Linked DNA regions of Mus musculus: regions 1 and 2 are each linked to region 3. Evidence: chromatin loops called from intact Hi-C (ENCODE). Cell type or tissue: heart. All regions are shown on one strand. Each heading gives the region's core, and the rest is flanking DNA. Links, peaks and the distances in the headings are about the cores only. Region 1 holds the start of Pinlyp (phospholipase A2 inhibitor and LY6/PLAUR domain containing). Region 2 holds the start of Irgq (immunity-related GTPase family, Q). Region 3 overlaps Plaur (plasminogen activator, urokinase receptor).

Region 1 (6,677 bases), core at 614-5,613, 72 kb after region 3:
ATGCAGGAGGGACACATCAGGCCATTCTCTGTCCGATTGTTCAAGGGAGCTGTGAAGAAAGACGTTGCATAAAGCAGGCTGGAAGGCTTGCTACCCCAACACCCTCTGAACCCTGGGAAACAGAAGTTAGTTGGTAGAGTTTGCAGGTAAGGAAACGGAGGCCTGGAAGTAGTCAAGGGTGGTGTGCCAGATGTCACAGGACAGGCACACTGTTCTTGAATGGTACTTACGGGGCACAGAGCCACTGTTGCAACCGTCACTTTGACAGCAGTGGGCGTTGGACACCATGTAGTCACTGGGAGTCATGGTGGTTGATACGAAGCCTGAGTAGCAGTCTTTGTACTTCATGCAGGCCTTGAAGGTGTTCACTGACTTTCGGCCCTCTGCAGAGTAGGGGGCAGGAGTGGAGGGATGGCAGTGCTGTCAATCACTTCTTCCTCACCCCTCCCCATCCCTCTCCAGATCACCATGGCATCTGCACTCATATGTGCATACAAACACATATGCATATTCACGTATACATACATTAAAATAAACCTTTGAGACAGGGTCTCACTATGTAGCTCTGACCTACAACTCACTGTAGACCAGGCTGGCCTTGAACTCACAGAGATCCTCCTGCCTCTGCCTCCAGGGTGTTGGCATTAAAGGTGTGTGCTACCACACTTGGCTAAAATAAGTAAAAAAAAAAATTTTTTTTTTTTTTTTTTTTTTTTTTTTTGGTTTTTCGAGACAGGGTTTCTCTGTGGTGTGTGGTGTGTGGTGGCGCACGCCTTTGATCCCAACACTTGGGAGGCAGAGGCAGGTGGATTTCTGAGTTCGAGGCCAGCCTGGTCTACAGAGTGAGTTCCAGGACAGCCAAGGCTAGACAGAGAAACCCTGTCTCAAAAAAACAAAAACAAAAACAAAAACAAAAACAGAAGAGCATTGGGTGAGAGAAACGACTCGCCAGGATGTCATTAAAGAAGTTGGAAAAATCATTTACGTGGTACACCTCGAAGCTGAGGATAAAGCCCTTGAGCAAGAGCTCAGCTTGCTGAATGGGTTAAAGGACATCATGGGGCGGGGTGGGGGGTGCGGGAGAGAAGGTTCAGTGGTTAAGAGCACTGGCTGTTCTTCCTAGACGACCAGATTTAACAACTGTCTGTATGTAACTCCAGTTACAGGGGATCTGACACCAATGTACATAAAATTATTAAAAAAGAGAGGTGACCTTCAGGACTGCACACACACACACATACACACACACGTTTAATGTTAAAAAGGCCATGACAGAAGCACGGCCTTCCTTTGTTACAGCCTTCCGCCCGTCCGTCTCTCAGCTGGAATCACTGTCCTATAACTAAGGCTCTCTCTTACCATTGAAAATGAACATCCAACCCAATCGTCCTTATTTCCCCATCATCTCTGAGGTCTGGGGTGCTCTCTTTGATTTAGGCTAGCCTCTCCCAATGTACTTCTGGGCCTCCCCATTTCCATCCTCTCCCTCCTTCCTCCTCTTACCCCACCCCTCCACACCTCTCCCTTGCCTTCTTTGCTCTCTCTCATCCCCCTTCCTCTCCCTTCCCCTCCCTCACCCTCCCTTTCCCTTTCTTCCTTCAGCCTTCCTTCTTCCTCCCTCCACCTCTCCCTCTCCAGATCTTTCCCCTTCCTCTCTCCCCCTTCTTCCCCTTCCTCCTCCTCCTCCTCCTCCTCCTCCTCCTCCTCCTCCTCCTCTGCCATCTGTACCTCCCACTTTCTTCTGTGCTTGTTTTTAAGTCAGGGTCTTGCTGTACAGCTCAGGCTGGTTTCAGACCTGTGACTATCCTCTTGCTCATCACCCTATCCCGGCACCTCTACTTTCTCTAGATTTATTTGCTCCATTCCTCAGGGTCTTTCTCTCATCAGGCAGCTCCTTTCTGTTCTCTCCTGACCCTAACACCATCTCCTCTTCCTTTGCGCCCAACAGATTTGCTTAAGAGCACAAACTGCTGGAGGCTGGAGAGGTGGCTCAGTGGTTAAGAGCACTGGCTGCTCTTCTAGAGGTCCTGAGTTCAATTCCCAGCAACCATATGGTGGCTCACAGACATCTGTAACAGGATCTGATGCCCTCTTCTGGTGTGTCTGATGACAGCTACAGTGTATTCATATAAATGAATAAACCTTAAAAAATCAAATATTAAAAAAAAAAAAAAAAGCACCAACTGCACTTGCAGAAGATCCAAACTCAGCTCGTCTCACCGGTGTCTCGAAACTGCCTGAAACGTTTGCTCCAAGGGATCTTTCTCCTCCAGGCCCCATAAACACTGTGCTTTCTTGCATAGCCCCCCCCCCCCCCACACACACAAATAATTAATTACAAATAGAATTTTTCTTAAAAACAAAAAGAAAAACCAGTTTCCCTCCTGCTACTTTCTTGTGTCCTCTCATAGTTACCTCACCAAGCTCCTCATATTTTATGTGCATGAGTATATATATGTAAGTGCTTTACAAGTGTGCAATACCAGTGGTAACCAGAAGAGGGCATAAAATCCCCCGAGATTTTAGTTACAGACCATTGTGAGCCACCATGTTGGTACTGGGAATTGAACTCTGGTCCAGTGAAATTGACTGGCGCTTTATCTCTTCCTTCTTCCATTTCAACCCTCCCCTGATTTTCTTCCTACATTTCACTGTGACTATCCCCCACCTACAGTTAGAGGTCCCTCCCAATCCCTTCCGCTGAAGCCACACCCTCCTACTTGTGCTGGACTCGCTCACTAGGACCACGCATGCGTCTTTGCCGTCTTCACAGGTCTTCATCTTCCCGCTGCATGTGTGCCCCGAGCCTTTGCACACCTCACAAGTTAGAGGGCACCCTGCAGCAAGGAGAGTGGAGAACAGGGTATATGGTCATGGTTAAAGAAGGTCTTCAGACCGTGACTTGGGCTTTGGAGAGGTGACTTTTGGGGAGGGACCGGGCTCTTTCTAGTTTTCCATGGGTGGGACATTGAGAACTGTCCAGGGAACTGGCTATAGAGTCAAGGAAGCCGTGGCGATGCCAGTGAAGTGGCGTCCAGGGCAGGAAATGACTCTACCACAGAGCCTGTTTTACTTAATAATTACAAGGCTTGGGGACTTTGGATGCCAGGGTCCCCTGAGCAAGCTCAGACGCAGGGATAGTGGCAGAGGTGCTATGGAGCTTTTGCAAAATTTCAGGTCCAGCTGGTTCTTGGGGTGTGGAACTTCCCTCCCTTAGGAAGGTACCACGGAAGTCTGGCAGCTCAGGCAGAGGTACCTGACTCTGAGGTCTGGGTCCTACATTTGAAAGGGAGACTGAGGCCCAGAGGTATCGCTGGCATCAGTTCCTTGGTCCTGACAGAGGAGGAACCTAGCCATTTGGGTCACAGGGACAGTGAAGCTGGCTTGGAGTACTGTGTCTAAGTAAAAGAGTAAGATGAGGTCCTGAATCCCTCTAGGTCCAGAGAGAAAGGCCATCTCTCTCCTTATTACTAATTTTAAAGTTTGCCTTTGATGGCCAAGCTCTCTCATCTGCTTTCCTAGAATTCAGATGTCATGTTCTGAGGCCCTTCCTAGAGGACAGACCATGCAGGGCCCATCAAGCCTTCTCAGACCCCAGGTTTTCACCTCTTTATTCTCCTAAATCTCATTTCTCAGGCTATCCCTCTCTTGAGGACATTGCCCAATGCCCTCTGAGGTACTGGGGAAGAGGACCAGGTCCCTTTGTCACTTACCGAGACCCAGGAGGGTACAGAGCAGTGTGAAGGCCAGCAGGAAGGTCCTGTGTCTTCTAAACAGAATCATGGTGTGTGAACCTGTAGTCCCAGGTCCTCAGCCCTTATAAGAAGCTGGGGAAGGGCGGGTCTGGTCCCACCTTCACCCTGGGGTGAGAAATAGCTGAGCTCAGAACCCATGGGAGTCTTCCACAGCCTCCGGGTCAGAGCCACGGAACCAGCATCCACAAGAAAACTGAACCACTTGGACCCAGCCCTTTTCTGCACCTGGGCCCAAATTTCTTCCACCTGGACCCAGAAGCTCAGTTATGTATCCAAGCACCTTTTTTTAATTGTTGTTGTTCACAAATCTTAAGGTAGGAGTGGGTCATCTGATTCCCTGAGGGTGCAGAGCAACTTTGGAGACTGGCATCCATCCTCTTCTCCTTTCCCAAGGAGGCGCCCAGCGTAGGTTGGGTCCTAACCGGGGAGCGCCCAGCATGTCTAGACCCGTCCTGCGGGGGCCGGGCGCCTTGTGGCCTTTCCTTTCTCTTTCGTGTGCCTGCCTCACCTTCATGCTTCTGTATTCGAGCTGTGTCCAGCTCCAACCCCACCCAGGGATGTGCCCCTGGGTCTTGAGGGGACTGAACAAAAGAGGTCCTGTCAGCAGACAGAGACGGGCAAAGTTGGAGACAAATGCTTACAAGGCATTGGGGAACCAAGGTATTTGTGGACGCACGCAAGTATATTGTGCACAATTTGTATTAAGATCTTTCTCCCTCTCTTTTGGTGTTAGGTCATGAGCTAAGAGAGGTCTGAGATCTTTGTCGGCCATCTGTCTGTCGATGTTCGTCTCTGTGTGTCCATCCGTCCGTCCGTCTGTTTGTCTGCATTTGGAGAGAGAAGGGGAACAGAGCGTGTCCGCAACAACAGGTGCCAGAGATCTTATTTCAAACAGGATTCAGGCTTCAGGAAACTCTCAGCTTCAGCGTTTCTGAGCAAGGCTCTGGTTTGGTTGGTGACCTCACGGTCCAATGACCAGGGCAAATTACACGTAGGACCCAATCACTGAGGCCGCTCTTGTTGCTAGGTTCCCAGGAAGCCGAGTCTCCACGTTATCAGGCGGCTAGGCCGGAGAGTGGTGGAACCTGAGAGAGGCGGGGCCGGAGGGGGAATGCCTGTTGCTAAGGGAACCCGGCGCCTCGCTCGCGGAGAGGCCCAACCGAGCATGCGCAGTGTTGACGTGTGCGCCGGCGCGCCGCGGTTTGAAAGGCCCGAGCCTTGCGCGCTTGCGCACTGAGTCCCGTGCAGGGCGCGCGCGCTCCCCCAACCTTCTCCGGGGGCCCCCCGGAGCTGCAACCCTTCTTCTTCATTCCCTGGACGGTCGGGCGTCCACGGGCGTGGACATGCCGGAGATCAGCCTCCGCCACGTCGTGTCCTGCAGCAGCCAGGACTCGGTGAGGGGCTGACGTGGGAGCAGCGGGGAGACAGGGGCTTCCTGAGGGATGCTGAGGACTTTGGAAGCGCAAAGGGGGGGGGGGATCTTGGCGGGATTCTGAGCGGGGCTCCGGGTGGGGTTTCCAGAGGCTGGACGTGCATTCCGAGAGAGACGGGCAGTTAGGGAAGTTTGGGGCCACTGTGGAGAGTAAGGAAAAAGAGGGGCCTGGGAAGTTCTAACTGTGAAGAAAAACTCGGTGAAAGGAAAACTCGAGGCAGGGGTGTGTGTATGCGTGTGTGTGTGTGTGTGTGTGTGTGTGTGGTGGGACTGGCGTGAAGTCAAGTGTGGAGAGTCGGCTAGCTCTTGGGAGTTTAAACATTCAAAAATAATCTTATTTTTAAAAGTCAGCTTTATTTAAAGAACTTCCACCTTTCCACCCTTGCCTGCAGACCCATTGTGCCGAAAATCTTCTCAAGGCGGACACTTACCGGAAGTGGCGGGCAGCCAAGGCAGGAGAGAAGACCATCTCTGTGGTCCTACAGGTGATGCTGCCATCTCCCACCTCCTCATTCCCGGGGCAGTGAGACCCCCGCTCACATTCCACTGCCAGCTGGCTGGAGGTTGAGTCGTTTCCTTTCTGTAGTAGAGAGCTTGCTCGGCTAACTTGCCTGGAAAATGGGCTTAGAAATCCCTGTGCCTCCAGGAATCCTTGGGTAACCCTGAGTAGGTTGACTCTACTTCTGGGCCTCAGTTTCATCAGCTGGGACAGTGTCAGCCATTACTGTTAACTGTGTCCCCCGGGGCCAGAAGGTGGCCAAGAAGAGTATCTCCATAAATCAGTTTCATTGTAAAGACGACCGACATGGAAGGGTGGATGGCTCAGGCCTGTAATCCTGGTTGCTTGGGAAGTTGAGATAGGATAACAAGTTCAAGGCCAGCCTGCACAACTTAGAACCTGTCTGGAAATGAGAAATAACTACCCTCACGAGGACTATTAACATAGGATTAGGCAGATAGCTCGGCTGTTCAGGGCTTGCCTGGAGCATGTCAGACCCTTCCTTGGTTCCATCCCTAGTACCTCAGAGAGTAAAGGAATGAAACGTGTAGGGAAGGGAAGTTTTGTTTGATTGGTTTTATTGTTTTGTTTGTGAGATAGAGTCTCTCTACGGAGCCCTGGTTGTCCTGGAACTCACTCTATAGACCATGCTGGCCTCCAACTTACAGAGATCCTCCTGCCTCTGCTTTCAGAGTGCTGGGATTAAAAGCATGTACCACCCCACCCTATTCTCCTTTTAAAATTTTTCTTAAATTGAAGCTAGTCTTGAACTCCTGATCCTTGTCTGTCTATCTGGGGCAGAGGAGTTCCAAGTGTATACCATCATGCCTAGCATCTGTCAGTTTGCCTTTCCTTCATTTAGCTTACAACACACACACACACACACACTCAGTACTGTGCAGGCTAGGCAAGAGGTTACTAATTGAGCCATGTCCCTATCTTTCTGACTTTGACTACTTTTAAATTTATTTTAAGCTGGGCAGTGGTCATG
Region 2 (6,677 bases), core at 564-5,563, 56 kb after region 3:
AACCCCTCCACCACCACCACATCCTGCCCCCTGCAGCTTCTGGGCCACAAAGTCTTCCAGTGTTCTTGCTCATACACTATAACTGAAACCTGGGGCAGTGGGCTGTACTGCAGAACCTCTAGGCAGCCTGAGGGATGTGGGAGAGGTGAAGGGAAGGCCAGGAGGAATCCCTAAGACCTGTCTTTGGCCTCGGAACCACTTTCTGTTGGACAGCACTCTATGGAGGTCGGCTGTGTGTGCGTGGTGAAAGGAAGAGGTGCAGCCAGTATTCGAGCCCAGTCTGCCTGCCCGACAGAGGGCATGGTGGTTAAGACACTGCCGGGGCAGAATCTCTATTTCCTAGGCAAGGACAAGTTTCATCAGCTGGAAAAATGGGGTCCTGACCAGAGCAACTCCACACCATTGTAATGCTGCAATGGTGGCTATTACTGCTCCTGAGACAGTGACAAGCAGCCCTGGCACCTGGGAGTTGACACTGCTAGGCCTCTGTCTAGGGAGCAGACATAGTTTCACAGATCAGCAGCTGGAGGCAAGGCAATGATGGGAGACAAGGTATCCTGCCCAAGCCATGAGTATGACTGGCTCACACGAGGAACTGCTGCTGTAGCAATCTCAGGTCCCGCCCCACCCCCTCTCTCCTGGGTCAGGTTGACTGACCACTGTGGGTTTCTTTCTTTCTTTCTTTTTTTTTTTTTTAAAGATTTATTTATTTATTTATTTATTTATTTATTTATTATATGTAAGTACACTGTAGCTGTCCTCAGACACTCCAGAAGAGGGAGTCAGATCTCATTACGGATGGTTGTGAGCCACCATGTGGTTGCTGGGATTTGAACTCCTGACCTTTGGAAGAGCAGTCGGGTGCTCTTACCCACTGAGCCATCTCACCAGCCCCCCACTGTGGGTTTCTTAAGTCATTACCAGGTGTGGTGGTACATGGCTTTAGTTCCAGCACTTGGGAAGCAGAGACAGGTGGACCACTGTGAGTTCAGAGCCAGCCTGGTCTATAGGCCAGCAGGGATTATACATCTGACACACAGCTGATATCTCAGTTAATTGTAGACACTGTAGCACTGCTCCTAGCTAGAGGCCTTCTCTCAGAAAAACAGGACAACAACCCAAAAACCCAATCATGGATGCTTCTGCTTCCTGGCAGCATCTGATCCTGACTAATAACCCTCTTCTTCGAACCCTTCCTAAAACCACATACACAAGCCCAATTCTATAAACTCTTTTGAACACTCTGCCTGGCTCTTTCCACATGGTATATTTTGCAGTGCCCAATAAATCTGATATGTGACTCAGTGGTAGAGCCCCTGCCTAGAATCCCCCAGTGAGGGGCTGGGGGTGTGGCTCAGTGGTAGAGCCCCTGCCTAGAATTCCCCAGTGAGGGGCTGGGGCGTGGCTCAGTGGTAGAGCTCCTGCCTAGACTTCCCCAGTGAGGGGTTACAGTGTGGCTCAGTGGCAGAATACTTGCCTACTATGCACAAGTTCTTGATTTTGGTTATTATTTTATCTATTTGGTTTACTTGTATGTGTGTGCACCATATCCATGCCTGGTGCCTGCAGAGGTTAGAAGGCATTGGATCTCCAGGACCTGGAGTTATGTATGGTGTGAGCCAATATGCCGGTGCTGAGAGCTGAACTTGAAATCTCTGTAAAAGCAACTAATGCTCTTAACTCCTAAGCTGTCTCTCAATTTTGTTCTGAGAACCACCAAATTGGGTGGGGGGGGGGGGCGGGGGGAGTTGTGTAAGACAGGGTTGGTCTATGTAACAGCCCTAGTTGCCCTGGAACTCAGTCTGTAGGCCAGGCTGGTCTCAAATTCATGGATTCACCTTCCTCTCCCTCCTTGAATGCCGGGATTAAAGACATGACATGAGCCACCACCACTTGTTTTAAATACAGGGGGTTTTGGTTTGTTTGTTTGTTTTTGTTGGTTGTTTTATGTTTTGTTTGTTGAGACAGGGTTTCTCAGTGTAACCTTTGCTGTCTTGGAATCACGCTGTAGACCAGGCTGGCCTCGAATTCAGAGATCCAATTGCCTCTACCTCCAGAGTCCTGGGATTAATGGCGTGTGCCTGGCTTAAATACAGGGTTTTGAAAACTGAACGGTAATCCCAGCTTGTCCAAGCCAGATGTGTTCCTTGTGGTCTCTGCCTGTGAGACACTGATACTACCGCTGCGGTACACCGCAGCCCGACATTAGAGCCGAATGAGATAATCAAGGTCACTCCTCCATACTTGGCATCGAATGCACCCAGTGCAGAGAACACTCAGTCAGGGTCACAGCTGTTATAAAGTAGATGTTATCATTTAAATTAAATTTCATTCAAGTCAAGTTTTCCCCTTTCGACAGCTAATTCCATAACTACCCCATGGAAGTGAGCTGTGATGCCCGTTTTGGTTTGTTTATTAAGACAAGATTTGTCTGTGTAGCCCTGGATGTCCTGGAACTTTCTCTATAGAGCAGGCTGGCTTCAAACTCAGTGAACGGCCTGCCTCTACCTCCTAAATTCGGGGATTAAAGGTGTGCTACCACCATAGCCCGTGTTGCACACGTTTGCTACGGGAAACTGAAGCATAGTCATATTGAAAGTCTAGGGGGAAAGTGGGACAAGAACCCTGGGGACTCATTCCAGGTAATGATATTGCCAGTCACACCCCACAACCCAATCTTCGCCTGGCAGCCCTTTATTCCTCTAAATGTCGTCCTGCTTCTGTTTGTGTGCCCAAATCAAGGGAAATAATTTTGATCATGAGAGGAGGTCATTCCTGGCAGGTAGTCACTGCGGCCACCTGTAGCAGGGCGGGGCGTCGAGATATGGAGGTCCCTTTAGTGTCTGTCACTCCTGCACCCAACCCCTCTTTCTGGCAGTACTCAAAGAGGTCGTCTCCTGGGCTGTCTGGACTCCATTCCTTGGGAGACGCTTGCCCTCTACAGTGTCTTCAGGGCGATGTTCTGATATGAAAGAGAGAGGGGGGGGGCGTGGCTGCCACCAACCTTAGTGGGCCTCGCTCTATTTTTTGACACTCACTGAACTCTAATGACACTCTCACTAGAAAAGCTTCAGCAGTCTCACATGGGAGACTCCTCGGGTTTGTGACACCTCGGTCTTCAAGCCCCTGTGTCCTCATCTTCACGAAACCGAATTCCCTCGAAGGTGGAACTCTTGGTCTTTCTTACCAGCCCCATCCTAGTTTCTCACGTGTCAACCATAACCCCCGCACAAGCAGTGGTGCTCACACTTGAGCCCGCCTTCTCCCAGGAGACATCCTTCTCTGACATTGATTACTGTTTCACCGTAGTCACCGCCGCCCGCGTTCACTAGTTCATTTCTGGATCACGCTGCTCCCATGCACTGCCTTCTGCTCTTAGTTCTTGATGGTCACGGACGCCTCTTGCTTTCCTCCCCGAAGACTGTCCCTTAGCTGCGCCTGACAGTTGGTCGCCACAGCTCTGCCACCGGACGAGAGCGGGATAGTTTTTCCTAGTCTCCAGACTCCAGTGATCTGTTGCACCACCATTGTCCCCGAGTCAGGTTCAAGGTTGCAGTCCGGCACTAATATAGTCACGGCAGGCAAGTCTTCGCAAGGGCAAGTGGAGAGGTCCTTTTCTGTACAGGGGTGCGTGATGATGACGTTGGTTGTGTGCTCCGTACAACGCTAAGCTTACTGCGTGGGCTCATCGCTTCCTGTCCCCCTTTGCCGTACAAACCCTGCACGTACTGCGCAGGCGTATTGGTTGCTGGTCTTGGTGGGGCACCGCCCCAAAACTTTCTGCGCACGCGCATGGGTTTTATTGTGCCTTTGCCCAAACAGCCTTAGCTAGAAAGAAGGAGCTGCCAAAAATTCTTCCTCTCCGCAGTGGCACTCCAAGACACACCGGTCTTGGAAGGAATGACGTCAGTATAGAGCCACCTGAAGGAGTCCGGATGTTTCTAAATCCGGACACTCCTGCCCCTTCAGCCTCCGTCAGCTCGTCTTAAGGGGCTGGGCCTCTGTGCTCTCCAGGCGTGTCACCTCTCTGATCGGTTGGTGATTTGGAATGGGGAGGGGAAAGACCATTCTCGAGTTTGGCAGTCAGGTTTTTGAGGGTTTTTGTTTTCCTTCTTCTGTTTCTTCTTTTTTAAATAGAGAAATGCATTCGTGTGGAGAATGGGCATATACCTGGCTCTCCCAGGAATAGGCCCTGGGGGTTGAGTTTCTAGGTCCTGCAGCGTGACACTGGAGAATGGAAGTAGAGGACAGGCTGGAGGACTGAAGCCTGGATCTACAGTGAATCAGTTAGGAGAGGGTGTTGATTGGTGTGGGGGAGTGCGACGCCTTTAATCTCAGCACTCTGGGAGACAGAGGGGAGAGGATCGATCTCTTGAATGTCAGGCCAGCCTGGTCTACGTAATGAGTTCAGGCCAGCCAGGGCTACACAGCGAGACGCTGTCTTAGAAAAGAAGCAAACAAAAAGTCTTACGTGCTCCCTGACCAATTTCTTTCCCCGCCTCTTGCTTTCCAGCAATGCCTCTGCCTCAGGGTGACGTGACTGCCTTATTCCTGGGGCCTCCCGGCTCGGGAAAGTCCGCCCTGATCGCCGCGTTATGCGGTAAGAATGTGGACACGGTAGAGATTCCCGATGGACGGCAGGACTCTGGAGTCCCCAGCCTGAGAGCTGCGGCTCCGGGCCTCTTCCTGGGTGAGCTGAGTTGCCCACCCGCAGCTCCCGGGCCCTGGGCGGCGGAGGCCAACTTGCTGGTATTGGTGCTACCAGGATCTGAGGGGAGCGAGGAGCCCTTGACCCCAGCTCTGGGAGAGGCAGCGCGAGCCGCCCTGGCTAGAGGAACCCCGCTGCTGGCTGTCCGGAATCTGCGCCCTGGAGATTCCCAGAATGCAGCTAAAGCCCGGGATGAGACTGCAGCCTTGTTGAACAGTGCTGGGTTAGGAGCTGCGCCTCTCTTTGTGCCGCCGGCGGATTGCAGCAGCAGTGACCGCTGCGAGGAGCTAGAGCGCCTGCAGGTGGTGCTGCGGACCCAGGCGGAGGCGCTGCAGAGGTGAGGGGACAGTTCGGGCTGGATGGGGTGGCCTTAGATCCAACTCAGCTACGGAGGTCTTTAAAGTTCTCGAGCCCTGTTCCTAGAGTGTTAGACGCAAGCTTTTCTTGGCTGCCCATTCGTCCATACCCTACTTATTTGCGTAGGACAGCACCCACCACACCCATGAGCACAGAGTTTGAGATCATGGAGACTCTGCCATAAGCAGGGATCACTTTTCTGTCGTTTAAAGCCTGCACCGTCAAGGGTCAACTGGAAAGCCCACCACAAAGGTCCTGTTTCGTGCAAGCTCTCTGGCATCACAAGCCCAGATATATATATATATATGCAAATACTTGTGTCAGACAAGATGCTGGACTCCCATCTCTCGTAACATTTGAGATCCCTCTCCAGCACTCCCATCCTCCTCATTGGCTTGGTTCTCAAGTGACTCCCCTCCCATCCTTCCTTTCGTTAACACCAAACCTTTACAGAGCATTATTTCCGATTGCTCGCCCTGTTCTTCCATTTCCAGTTCCCTCTCAGTTCTACCCTGCCTACTGCCCGCCAATCCACCCAGCCCCTCCCCACCTGCCAGCTGTCTCATTTTATGGTTCTCAAAATGCGACTCAGGAAGGGTCTGCATAAGTTGGAGAGCTGCTTCTCATTTGTTTAGTTAACCTCGCTGGCCCACCAGTACTAGATGAGGTCTCTCTTATTTACATCCACCCTCAGGGACACCATAGGCCATACTGAAATTGCCATTATGTCCTCGCCTTCCTCTAAGCCCCACTCCATAGAAAACGTGTCCTGACCAGCACACCATTGGAAAAGCTCTGACCCCGATCTCTTGATCTGTATCAAGAGAAGTCCAAATAGGGTCCTCATCGTAGTTTCGGTTGGAAACCTGACCTTAGGTTAGTTTACCCGCGGGACCTCTAGGGGACTTAAGCTCTTCCCTGAACTCTCTTAACTTTATGGTCCCGCCTCACCTGGTTTTTTTTTTTTTCTTTCTATCTTTCTTTCTTTTTTTCCTTTTTCTTTTTTTTTCTTTCTTTCTTTTTTTTTTTTTTTTTTTTTGAGACGGGTGTTTCTCTGTATTTCCAGCTGTCCTGGAATTGGCTATGTAGATCAGGCTGGCCTTGAACTCAGAGATCTGCCTGCCTCTGCCACTTGTGCAGAGATTGCAGAGATTAAAGGCGTGCGCCACCACGCCCGGCCGTGCCTTCTTTCTATGTGCATTAGTTCCCTACTTAAATTCTTGAGATTCAGAAAGATTTTTTTTTTTCCCGTAATTGCTCGTTCAGCCCAGCTTTTCCTACTTTTAAAGCTCTGTTGCCTTTGACCGATCTCCCACCCTCTCTCCTGCAGGCTCCTGCCTCCTGCCCAGGATGGCTTCGAGGTGTTGGGCGCAGCCGAGCTGGAAGCTGTTCGTGAGGCCTTCGAGACCGGTGGCCTGGAGGCGGCGCTGTCGTGGGTGCGCGCTGGTCTGGAGCGCCTGGGCAGCGCACGACTGGACTTGGCGGTGGCCGGCACCACCAATGTAGGCCTTGTGCTAGATATGCTGCTGGGGTTGGATCCTGGAGACCCAGGTGCTGCGCCTGCCTCAGCACCCACTGGGCCCACCCCTTATCCTGCTCCAGAGCGCCCCAA
Region 3 (6,677 bases), core at 1,193-6,192:
TAGCAATGAGTAATTAAATTTTAAAAAAATGGGGGCACTAAGCAGATTCCTGAAGGTCACATGACCCGTACTTAGAAGAGCATCCTGGGAAGAAGTATTCAAAATGAAACCCCCCCCATCCCACCCCCTGCCAAGAGGGGTGGGACAGACAGCGTGGCTGTGCTGGAAATTCCTGTTTTGATTTTTTTTCCCCCAAGACAGGGTTTCTCTGTATAGCCCCTGGCTGTCCTGGAACTCACTTTGTAGACCAGGCTGGCCTCAAACTCAGAAATCCGCCTGCCTCTGCCTCCCAAGTGCTGGGATTAAAGGCGTGCGCCGCTACCACCACCCGGCTTTTTTTTTTTTTTTTTTTTTTTTTTTTTTTTTTTGCCCCAGTCTTCCTGTGTACTCCAGGCTATCCTCAAATTTGCAATCTTCTAGCCCCAGCCAAAGTCCACCAAAAGTCCAGGGATTACGGGAATGTAGCACCATGCCTGAAGAAGTTCTGCTTTTGGTTTTCGTGGAAGTTTGTGGGAAGAGGCGGGCTGTGGGCCTTTTAGGCATTTTTCTTTGAATGAGATAGATGAGTTGGCTCTGGATGGAGTGATTCACCTAATTGCCTTGCGCCTGCCAGTGGACTGACTCAGCTCAGACACAGCTCTGATCTCCTGGGTCAGGAAGGAGAGGCCGTGCCAGGCTACAGGATGGTGTGAGCCAACGCCTGGGCAAGGGATGACATGGTGTTTCCAGGGAAAACCATCCAGTTGGCCTCAGTTAGAAGCTTTGAGCAAAACAAGATTACCATGGATCCATCAAGTGAGGCTTTGGCCTTTCGGGTCATCCATCAGTGAGTGATAATTTGTGATTCCAGGTAGACTGTCTTGGAAATAAAGGCAAAGCTAAGAGATAGTTCTGTTCCATGAGATAGCTGGAGATAACGGATTCTGTATTATGGTTACATTGTGAGACCTTGTATCAAAAAAGGGGGAGGGGCTACTAATACAACACAGTAGTAGAGCCCCTGCCTAGAATCCCCCAGTGAGGGGCTGGGGGCGTGGCTTAGTGGTAGAGCCCCTGCCTAGAATCCCCCAGTAATAGGTTGGGGGTGTGGCTCAGTGGTAGAGCCCCTGCCTAGAATCCCCCAGTGAGGGGATGGGGGCGTGGCTCAGTGGTAAAGCCCCTGCCTAGAATCCCCCAGTGAAGGGCTGGGGGCGTGGCTTAGTGGTAGAGCCCCTGCCTAGAATCCCCCAGTGAAGGGCTGGGGGCGTGGCTTAGTGGTAGAGCCCCTGCCTAGAATCCCCCAGTGAGGGGCTGGGGGCGTGGCTCAGTGGTAGAGTCCCTGCCTAGAATCCCCCAGTGAGGGGCTGGGGGTGTGGCTTAGTGGGAGAGTCCCTGCCTAGAATCCCCCAGTGAGGGGCTGGGGGCGTGGCTTAGTGGTAGAGCCCCTGCCTAGAAGAGGTGCTATTTAGGAATGATGCAGAATGAGGAGGAGTTGGGAAAGACCAGGAATAAAGGAAGGGTGTTCTAGACAGAGACAACAGACTATCAAGAAGTCTGGTGCTGCTCAGGGTCTATGTGCTAAGACTGTGGAGCCAGTATGGAAGAGAGCTTGGGAGAGGCTGGCACTTGGAGATGGGGCAGGACAGGTGGCAGGGACCCAGTCCTCAGTGGGCCTGGAATGCCACACTCATGTGCTTGGCTGTTAATCTAACAGTAGGGAGCTCTGGAAGGGTTTTGAGCAGAGGAGAACTGGATTAGATGTGCTTTAAAGACTTCATTTTAGGGCCATTTGAGAGGAACTGGAGTGGAGATGGGCGTGGCTAGAACCACGTAGACGCTCGTATTGAGGAGTACCAAAGGCGGGAAAGGACAGGATTCATTCTAGAAGGACTTGGGATAAGTAGGCTTGGTGATTGGCTGCCAGGTTCAGAGTGGAGTTCTCTGCAGGACCTGGCCGCCAACACGCCACTCTCTCCTCTTCCTAGGAGCCCGAGGCCGTGCTTTCCCCCAGGGCCGTTACCTCGAGTGTGCGTCCTGCACCTCTTTGGACCAGAGCTGTGAGAGGGGCCGGGAGCAAAGCCTGCAATGCCGCTATCCTACAGAGCACTGTATTGAAGTGGTGACCCTCCAGAGCACAGAAAGTAAGCTCCCATCTGCTGGGCAACTCCTAGTAGAGATCTTCAAGTCCTGGGAGCAGAGCGCAAGCAAGAGACAACTGAATCCACACACAGTCACGGGACCAACATTCTCAGTGACTGGAAGTTCCCGGTCACTGGATCAGCTTGGGAGTGACCAGGAACCCAGCTACCTTATCATGTCTCCCATATTGCTTTCGTTCTGATGACTGCCTCATGGCACAGTATGGCCACCATAATTCCAGACTTGGTGTCCACATTCCAGAGAGAAGAAAAGGGGAAAGAAGGGCCCCAAAATTCCTTTGTTTTGTAAGGGTTTTCTTTCTAGAAATCCCAGAAACGCATAAGGATCTATTTATCGTTCGGGCCTCCTTTATCTATAACAAAGGGGAAAAGGAACACGAAGCCCTTTGGCTAAGGATGAAGTTACCCTAAGTAGCAAGGGCCTCTGATAAAAGGGGTGTGCGCAAGGGGGCAAATCAACACCCAGCCCCTTACCAGGATCTGCCCTCTGCCTTCTGCAGGGAGCTTGAAGGATGAGGACTACACCCGAGGCTGTGGCAGTCTTCCCGGATGCCCAGGCACAGCAGGTTTCCATAGCAACCAGACCTTTCACTTCCTGAAGTGTTGCAACTACACCCACTGCAATGGTGGCCCAGGTGAGGAGCAGGAAAGATGAAGTGGACATTCCTGTCTCTTTCTACAACTCTCTCTCCTCACTCTCTCCTAAGTCCGTTCAAACAGCATAAGTATCGCCTCTCCTGGAGGTCTGCCCTGACTTGCAAATCTGCTACTGAGTCACTCAATTCTCCATGCCCCAGCTCTGCCCACTCTGGGTGGGGACTGTCTGCTGACAAAGCTGTGTGTCCTGAGATTACAGAGCCAGGCTGTCCAAGCCACCGTGATATCCCAACACAGCATGAGGTTAAGGTCAAGGAAACCATTTCATAGCAATCTCGTAGAAATATAGCTCTTCTATAAACCGAGCTGGAGAGGTGGCTCAGTGGTTAAAGGCACTGGCTGCTCTTGCAGAGGACCGACCAGGTTTGAGTCCCCGTGCCCACCCAGCTCACATCTGTAACCACAGTTCCAGGGCATCTGGTGCCCTCTTCTGGACACCATGGGCATTGCATGCATATGGAACATAGACACCGGTGCAGGCAAGAACTCATACACATAAAATAAATAAATGTGCTTAAAATTGTTAATGTTCTGCAAAACCCTGCTTTTGATTCCTGGGGCAGGCGGTTGAAGCCAGGGTCTTACACATTTCAGCAAGGTCCTCAGACTTGTCAGAAGGCATCTTCACTCACTGAGCCATCTCAGTCCTAAACTTACTATTTCATATTAATTAATTTGAACCTAAATACAATCTCAGTACGCCAGAGGTGGAGCTTCAAAGGTTCAAAGCTGTCTCCTATACAGTGAGTTCCAGGGCTAGCCCAGCTACATGAGACCCTATCACTTTCCACAGTAATAGACATTGTTTGTACTGAAGGCTGAAGAGATGGCCCAGCACCATCTACTAAGAGTAGATACCAGATCTGGAGTCAGTTCCCAGCACCCATGGTGGAACAGCTCACAATTACCTGTAACTCCAGCTCCAAGGGATCTGATGACACACATACTTATAGTTTTCAAATTTGTATTGTGTGTATGAGTGCACACGAGCGCACATGAGCATACCGTAGTTTAATTGTAGGAGTCAGAAGACAACTTTAAGAAGTCATTTCTCACTTCCCACCATGTGGGTCTTGGGGCCTGAACTCAGATCATCACACTTGGCTGCAAGCTCCTCTGCCTGCTTAGCCATCTCATTAGCTCGAGGACTATATTTAACAATAATTCATTTAAACCTTAAGAAACACAGGTAGCCAGTGGATACTACAGTGAACAACTCTGTTTAGTAACTTTTTAGAGAGTGGGGCCTGTTTGATAATACATAGTTTGTTAGGGTCCACCATCAGTTGCCTAGCTAGATGTGAGTGGAGTTCAACCCTGGAGAACCAAATGCCAAAAGAATGCAGTTCCTGGGCATGACCATCAGGTGGCGCCCTATCACCTCAGGCTGAGTGTGGGCAGATGGATGGCTGCATAGACCCAGTGCTCATCTTCGTTCCCTGTCGTTTTTTTTTTTTTTTTTTTTTTTTCCATCTTTAAGTTCTGGATCTTCAGAGCTTTCCACCGAATGGCTTCCAGTGTTACAGCTGTGAGGGGAACAATACCCTTGGGTGTTCCTCCGAAGAGGCGTCTCTCATCAACTGCCGGGGACCAATGAATCAGTGCCTGGTGGCTACAGGCTTAGATGGTGAGGCCCTGTGGGAGCTGGAAGGGGACCCACTGAGGCACTGAGCGCTGATAAGACTGATTGACAGATGGTCCGGTTGGATCTTCCTATGGTAAAGGCGACACTTTAGCTGGGGATGGTGGTACACAGTTTACTCCCAGCACTTGGGAATCAGAGGTAGGTGGATCTCTGGGTTTGAGGACAGCCTGGTCCATACAGAGAGGCCCTGTCTGGGGGGTGGGGAGGAGGCGGTGTCTACCTGCAAAAAGGACAAATTGCAACAAGAGAGTTTGCCTCTGTGGAGCCAACAAGAATAATACACTTCATTACACCCTAATGTTTCTCTTTGAGACTGGGTCTTACTCTGTCGCCCTGGCTGCCCTGGAACTCACTCTGTAGACCAGGCTGGCGTCAAACCGAGAGATCTGCCTGCCACTGCCTTCTGAGTGCTGGGATTAAAGGTGTGCACTACCATAGCTGGTCTCATAAATAATAGTTTTGATGGGGGGGGGGTGCCTGTGTTTTTCATAATGAAAAAGTGCAAAGAGAGTGCTGTCATTGTTTACTGTGTGGCAACCCTCTTCCCGTCTGGCTCTAATAGCAGACAGCTGGTCCCCGGCTCTGCTTTCGTGTTCCGCCTGTTGCAATATCATGTCCTGGGGTTTCTCTGGAAAAGTATCTCTTGTACACACAAAAAGCTTGGAAGGGCCAAATGACATCTCAGTGTTACTATGAAATCAATCCTGGTGTGAGTCTGAGGCACTGCCAGGGGTTCCTGGAACACACTTTGGGAAGCCCTGCTCCCAACAGGGAACTGGTGGTTGGCGATGGCGTCCACCACCAGGAGCCTGTCACTTTCCTGAGAATTCTTACTCGGACTCACCGACTCTTCTTTTTCCTCAGTGCTGGGAAACCGGAGTTATACCGTAAGAGGCTGCGCCACGGCTTCCTGGTGCCAAGGCTCCCACGTGGCAGACTCCTTCCCGACCCACCTCAACGTCTCTGTCTCCTGCTGCCACGGCAGCGGCTGTAACAGCCCCACAGGGGGCGCCCCCAGGCCAGGCCCTGCTCAACTCAGCCTCATTGCCTCTCTGCTCCTGACCCTCGGACTATGGGGCGTCCTCCTCTGGACCTGACTCCTGAGCCGGCAGCCCTGGCTGGACCCAGGGTCTTTTGACTCCCTCCCCCCTGCTCCATCTTTGAGGATGTGTGTGCCCTCGTGTTGTCTTCTTTGGACCTCAGTTTTTCCATGAACCAGAAGAGAATTGGAACAAGGGCTGCGGGCAGCAGGGGCCTCTTAGTTGAGATAATATTGTTGCTGTTATTATTATTATTATCATTGTTATTGCTCTAATTTATTATATAAATATATATATAAAAGATTTTTGTACCAGTGAACAAGGTTGGGTCTCCCCACTGTCACATTTAGCTTGGGAAGATGAGAGCAGCAGGGAATTGTTTTTTTGTTTGTTTGTTTGTTTGATTGATTGATTGATTTTTGCTTTGAGACAGGATCTCACCATGTAGCCCTAGCTGCCCTGGAACTTACTTTATAGACCAGGCTAGCCTAAAACTCACAGAGACCCACCTGCCTCTACCTCCTCAGTGCTTTGATTAAAGGTGTGTACCACCATGCCTGGCTAGGTCTCTTACTGAACCCCAGAGCCCACTGGTTTGACTATGCAGGTTGAGAGGATGCTGCAGATCGTCCTGTCTCCCAAGCACGATAACCACAGAGGTACTAAGACTGTCTGGTTTTTTTGTTTTGTTTTGTTTTGTTTTGTTTTGTTTTTTTTAAATGGGTACAGGGGATCTGAACTCAGGTTCTCCTATTTCTGGAGCCAAGTACTGTATCCACAAAGCTGTCTTCCCAGCCCCCCAGTCTATATCATTGCTGATGCCTTCCACGGGGGTGGGGGAAGGGGGTGGGGGGGCGGGGAGCCAAGGCTATATTTCCCATCATGCCCTGCAGCAGAGAGCCAAAGATGACGTTGTATGAGATGCTTCCTAGTTGAAATAGAAAATAGTCTCACCGTGATGCCTCGCAAAAGACACCGAGGCTAAGGCTTCCTTTCCCATGATGCCTTGCAGTGGGACTCAGAATGTAGAAATGGCCTCACAAGGTCCTATTCTACGGTTTGTATTAGGCCTCAGTCTCTCAGGCTCCTGAGTTGGTCTTACAGGATCTTTAGCTGCAAGAGATAAAATCGCTTTGTGCTGACTTAAGCAGAAACTGTTATTGGAAGTTAGAATCTAGGCAAAGTCCTGGGTCTCCT

Evidence for each region. A loop is a pair of places that touch in the nucleus more often than their neighbours do. Peaks named below come from ENCODE experiments on the same cell type or tissue, not always from the same donor. Only the 100,000 strongest peaks of a DNase experiment are listed, where the experiment ranks them.
Region 1: it touches region 3 in a loop (2.2-fold over the local background); 5 of 42 quality-filtered maps call a loop at or near these places.
Region 2: it touches region 3 in a loop (2.4-fold over the local background); 5 of 42 quality-filtered maps call a loop at or near these places.

What each region holds. Positions count from the first base shown.
Region 1 is chr7:24,542,211-24,548,887 of GRCm38, forward strand. It overlaps Pinlyp (phospholipase A2 inhibitor and LY6/PLAUR domain containing), which reads right to left and starts at 3,795. Exons shown (of 5, transcript NM_001037143.2): 1 at 3,714-3,795; 2 at 2,721-2,837; 3 at 231-383; 4 at 1-49. The coding sequence starts at 3,783. Xrcc1 (X-ray repair complementing defective repair in Chinese hamster cells 1) reads left to right here and starts at 4,489. Exons shown (of 18, transcript NM_009532.5): 1 at 4,489-4,625; 2 at 4,783-5,149; 3 at 5,580-5,672. The coding sequence starts at 5,099. In heart, for the core only: a CTCF peak has its summit at 2,506 (motif pointing right); DNase peaks (open chromatin) are centred at 4,263 and 4,831; H3K4me3 peaks cover 1,557 bases; H3K27ac peaks cover 1,518 bases.
Region 2 is chr7:24,526,871-24,533,547 of GRCm38, forward strand. It overlaps Irgq (immunity-related GTPase family, Q), which reads left to right and starts at 3,778. Exons shown (of 3, transcript NM_153134.3): 1 at 3,778-4,034; 2 at 4,514-5,045; 3 at 6,396-6,677. The coding sequence starts at 4,516. In heart, for the core only: a CTCF peak has its summit at 5,002 (motif pointing right); DNase peaks (open chromatin) are centred at 2,888, 3,681 and 4,881; H3K4me3 peaks cover 2,901 bases; H3K27ac peaks cover 2,583 bases.
Region 3 is chr7:24,469,935-24,476,611 of GRCm38, forward strand. Plaur (plasminogen activator, urokinase receptor) reads left to right here. Exons shown (of 7, transcript NM_011113.4): 4 at 1,965-2,120; 5 at 2,639-2,773; 6 at 4,276-4,422; 7 at 5,305-6,034. The coding sequence ends at 5,537. Among named protein-coding and RNA genes, the nearest start is that of Cadm4, 8.8 kb to the right of the region's middle. In heart, for the core only: CTCF peaks have their summits at 3,231 (motif pointing left), 4,157 (motif pointing right) and 5,420; DNase peaks (open chromatin) are centred at 4,185 and 4,455.